2 separate regions of the Homo sapiens genome follow, and region 1 is linked to region 2. Evidence: read pairs that join two places in POLR2A ChIA-PET (ENCODE). Cell type or tissue: K562. All regions are shown on one strand.

Evidence for each region. Peaks named below come from ENCODE experiments on the same cell type or tissue, not always from the same donor. Only the 100,000 strongest peaks of a DNase experiment are listed, where the experiment ranks them.
Region 1: POLR2A ChIA-PET joins it to region 2 with 5 read pairs; 2 of 35 experiments call an interaction of 5 or more read pairs at or near these places.

Annotation. Positions count from the first base shown.
Region 1 is chr2:202,675,487-202,677,986 of GRCh38, forward strand. The region is part of intron 1 of FAM117B (family with sequence similarity 117 member B); the gene reads left to right. Among named protein-coding and RNA genes, the nearest start is that of FAM117B, 42 kb to the left of the region's middle. In K562, no CTCF peak of the experiment used is centred here; no DNase peak of the experiment used is centred here.
Region 2 is chr2:202,965,016-202,967,515 of GRCh38, forward strand. It overlaps CARF (calcium responsive transcription factor), which reads left to right. Exons shown (of 17, transcript NM_024744.17): 10 at 1,963-2,083. Among named protein-coding and RNA genes, the nearest start is that of NBEAL1, 49 kb to the right of the region's middle. RefSeq lists an enhancer at 1,049-1,098. In K562, no CTCF peak of the experiment used is centred here; a DNase peak (open chromatin) is centred at 966.

The DNA.
Region 1 (2,500 bases), 290 kb before region 2:
TCAGAAAACCTCTGCTTGCTCTTCTAGGTATTTCCTCTCCTCTTTAGTACCCCTCATTTGTGGTGTTTAGCACCTTGGTCATACCTCTAGTGGGAGACAACCTCTGAGATGGCTCCCAGTTGTTCCCACCTTCTGGTGTTCATGCCCTGTGTAATACCCTCCTTTTTAATGTGTGAGCAGAACCTAGTGACTCAATTCTAACAAAAGAATACAGCAGGCTGGGTGTGGCAGCTCACCCCTGTAATCCTAGAATTCTGGGAGGCCGAGGTGGGCAGATCACTTGAGGTCAGGAGTTTGAGACCAGCCTGGCCCACATGGTGAAATCCTGTCTCTACTAAAAATAGAAGAATTAGCCGGGTGTGGTGGCATGTGCCCGTAATCCCAGCTACTCGGGAGGCGGAGGCAGGAGAATTGCTTGAACCTGGGAGGCAGAGGTTGCAGTGAGCTGAGATCGCACCATTGCATTCCAGCCTGGGGGACAGAGCGAGACACAGTCTCAAAAAAAAAAAAAAAAAAAAAGAATATAGCAAAAGTGATGGGATGTCACTTCTGAGATTAGGTTACTGAAAGATTGTCACTTATGTATTACTCTTCCCTTCTTACTTGCTTGTTCTGTTGGGGAAGCAACTTGCTACGTTTATATAGTCTTGTAGAGAGGCCCATGTAGCAAGGAACTAGTGTCTGTGGCCAACAACAGTCAGCACGGGACTGAGGTTTGCCAGTAGCCATATGAATGAACTTGGAAGAAAATCCATTTTAGCCTTGATAACTGCAGCCCCAGCTGATACCTTGGTTGTATCTCTGTGGTAGACCCTGAGCCAGAGGCATCCAGCTGAATCATACCTGGATTTCTGACACTGAGAATCTATGAGATAATAAATATTCCTTGTTTTTTTTTTTTTTTTCTTTTGAGATGGAGTTTCGCTCTTGTTGCCCAGGCTGGATTGCAGTGGCGCTATCTCAGCTCACCACAACCTTTGCCTCACAGGTTCAAGCGATTCTCCTGCCTCAGCTTCCTGAGTAGCTGGGATTACAGGCATGCGCCACCACACCTGGCTAATTTTTGTGTTTTTAGTAGAGACGGGGTTTCACCATGTTGGTCAGGCTGGTCTTGAACTCCTGACCTCGTGATCTGCCTGCCTCAGCCTCCCAAAGTGCTGGGATTACAGATGTGGGCCACCGCGCCTGGTCAGATGTTCATTGTTTTAAGCCACTAAGTTTTGGGGTAATTTTTTCTGAAACAGTAGTTAACTGATAAAAATTTCGATGCCTGCAAGAGGGGTGCTGCCACAGCAAATACATAGAAATGTGGAAGAAGCCTTAGGAGGTTGAAAGAATTTTGTCCGTCATGATACAGAAATTCCCTTGAACAGACTATTGGCATAAATCTGGACTTTGAGGAAGCTGGGGTTAAGAACTTAAAAGGTGATGAGAAGCATATTGTTGAAAAACGGAGGAAGGAGAATTCTTATTATGTAGAGGCAGAAAGCTTAGAAGCACCCTTACCACTAATAGCATGGAAAATAGGAAGCTTGGCTGATGAACTGAGTGTTACTAAACCAAAGAGGTTTCTTTTCTTTTTTTTTTTTTTTCCTTTCTTTTGAGACAGTCTCGCTCTGTCACCAGGCTGGAGTACAGTGGCGCAATCTCGGCTCACTACAACCTCCGCCTCCGGGGTTTAAGTGATTCTCCTGCCTCAGCCTCCCGAGTAGCTGGGATTACAGGCACGCACCACCATTCCCGGCTAATTTTTGTATTTTTAGTAGAGATGGAGTTTCACGATGTTGGCCAGGATGGTCTCGATCTCCTGACCTCGTGATCCGCCCGCCTCGGCCTCCCAAAGTGCTGGGATTACAGGCGTGAGCCACCGTGCCCAGCCCCAAAGAGATTTCTAAGCAAAGTGTGAAAGCTGCCACTGGATTTCTTCTTGCTGCTTATAGTAAAATGCAGGAGGTGCCCTGTGAGTTTTCCTCTAATAGTATGGACATACCACTCTTACAGTATTTATCATACTGTGTTATATATACTTAATTTTTTGTATTTCTCGCTAGGCTATGAATTCTGTGAGAGGCCTTCTAACGTGTAGTGGTTTAGATCTTGCTCAGATTCTAAAGAGATTTGCACTCAAGCCTTGGCTCTGTCTCTTACAAACTAAGTGACAAGTTACTTAAGTTTTCCATCCTCACTTTCTTAATCTGGAGGGTAGGATTAATGATAGTAGAATATAAACTCCTAAAATCTCTGTATTTTTACTTGTGTGCTCACTACTAGCACCTAGAAGAATCTGGAGTCATAATAGGTGCTTAATAAATATTTATTGAATTAACGAATTGAGTAATTTCTGCCTCAGATTGTTGGTTTAAATTAGGTAATGCATGGAAGCAGTTTGCTCAATGCCTAATAAATATGAATTGCTCAGTGTTTGTTGTGTTTAGCTGTTTTTCTCCCTATTATTCATCTAGTCCTTGATGCATAGAAAACCATTTCGTGAATAAAACAA
Region 2 (2,500 bases):
GGTTTTTTTTCCTCTCCTCAAAGGTTGTTGAAATTCAAATCCAAACAGGGTCCACAGACTGCATTTAGTTAATAAATCTCTTAAACTTCTTTTCATTTGAAGATTTCTCTCCTCTTCTAGGTAGTTTGTTCTGTAATATTTGCCATATTCTGGGTTTTGCTTATTCCATCTGTGTGATGTAGTTTTTGTTCTTTATCTCTTGTATTTTCTGTAAACAGGTCTAGAGCCTTGATTAAATGCAGATTTGATTTTTGCAAGAATACCTCCTCGGTGTGCTGTGTACTTATTGCCATCTGTATGTGTCTCTCTGTTTGTGGTGTTCAGATTGATCAGTGGATTCAGTTTTTATAGAGTATTATGGAATGTTTTTATTTTTGCCATTCCAAGGAGTATGAAATAGTATTTTACTATTGTTTTAATTTGCATTTCCCTGTTTACTTAAAGTTGAACATCTTTTTCTTTGTTCATTTACTACCTTTTTTTTCTTTCTGACTTGGCTATTCATAGCCTTTGCACATTTTTCTGAGTGGTTGTTTATTAATTATTTATGATTGTTTGTAGTCTACATAGTAATTCTACATGGGCAATTACTATGTTATATATCTTATAAAATGCTATTTCTCACACTATTACTTTTATATTTACTTATGGTGTCTTTTAAACAGAAGTTTTTATATTTTAATGTCAGCTTTATTAACATTTGTATTAGTAATTGGTGTTTTTATTTTATATTTTAAAAGTTTGTTGTATCCTACAGTAGTGTAAGATATTCAACTTAAAATCTTAAGTTATATAATTTTCACATCTACTTATTTGTATTATCTATTGCTGTGTAACAAATTATCCCAAACGTAGTGGCTGAAAACGACAAACGTTAATTATCTCACAGTTTCTGTGAGTCAGGAATCCAAGAGTGACTCAGCAAAGTGGTTCTGCTGCAGTTGTCTCATGACTTGACTGAGGGAGGGTCTACTTTCAGATTCACTCTTGTGGCTGTCAGCAGGCCTTATTCCTTGCCACGTGGGCCTTTCCACAGAGCTCCCTTACCACTTGGCAGATGATTACCTCCAGAGAGAGCAATTCAAGCAAGAGTAAGAGAGAGTACCCAAATGATAGTTACAGTCTTTTTGCAGCCTAATATCAAAAATTACTTCCTACCACTTTGGCCATATTTATTAAACGTAAGTTAGTAAGTCTAGCCCATATTCAAGGGGAGGGGATTACTCAAGGACATGAATGCTAGAAGGCATGGATTACTGGGGGCCATCTTAGGGCTGGCTGCTGTATTAACAGCCCAAATAAAAACAAGAAAATAATTATAAAAGGAAATAAAAATTTAAATGATACCAATATTTATTAACCAAATGTAACATTTGCTCACTATTTATAAAATGGTATAAAAACCATATGTCAGGTGGGATGCAGTGGCTCATGCCTCTAAATCACAGCCCTTTGGGAGGCCAAGGCAGGCGGTTCACTTGAGTTTAGGAGTTCAAAACCAGCCTGGACAACAAGACAAAACTCTGTCTACTAAAAATACAAAAATTAGCCTGGCGTGGTGGCACACGCCTATAGTCCCAGCTACTTGGGAGGCTGAGGCAGGAGAACTGCTTGAACCCAGGAGGTGGAGGTTGCAGTGAGCCAAGATTGCGCCACTGTGCTCCAGCCTGGGTGACAGAGTGAGACTCCGTCTCAAAAAAAAAAAAATTATATGCCAGTAGACACTCAGTAAATGTGATATTCACTAATTTTCTTACCATAATTATGGTACCTTTGGTAAATTTTAAAATAAACTTTTAAATTTATATGTTTGTATATGTAAGTAAGACTTACTAATGTTTTCTTTCCTTAAAGCTGTATATTTGAAAGATTTTGACATTGCCACCACCAAGTTACTTTTAATCTAGTGTCTAGAATAGATGGACACTTGAATTAATATCAATAGTTGGTTTTGGCCCACAGGGAGTAGAGCTGTGGTAATGGAGTGTCAGTATGGGCCAAGAAGAAAAGGTTTCCAGTTAAAAAAAGTCAGTGAGCAGGAAAGCAGGTCTTGTCAGCTCTACAAAGCCACTTGTCCAGCTCGGTAAGCTTTATTTTCTTTTATTTGTTTTCTATTAAGAACTTATTTTTGAATAGCTAATACACATATTTTTATTAGGTTTATACAGTACCAAAAAGTATACAGTGAATTCTAAGTTTTCTCTTACCCACATTTGTTCTGTCTTTAAAGCAACAACTCTTACTAGTTTTTTGAGTCATCTTCCAAAGATATTCTGTGTATATGGATGCATATAAAGGCAGAGAGACAGAGATCTCCTTCTTTACCCCTATAAATGTTGTTGAAAATCTCAGTAAAGCTCACTAATATTTTCTTTCCTTAAACTTACATAGTAGTGTACCTTTTTTCTTGATATGAATTCACATAGATTTATTCTCAATCTGAATGCCTATTGTGGTTATCTGCTGCACAGATATGTTACATACTAGTGTGAATGTAATG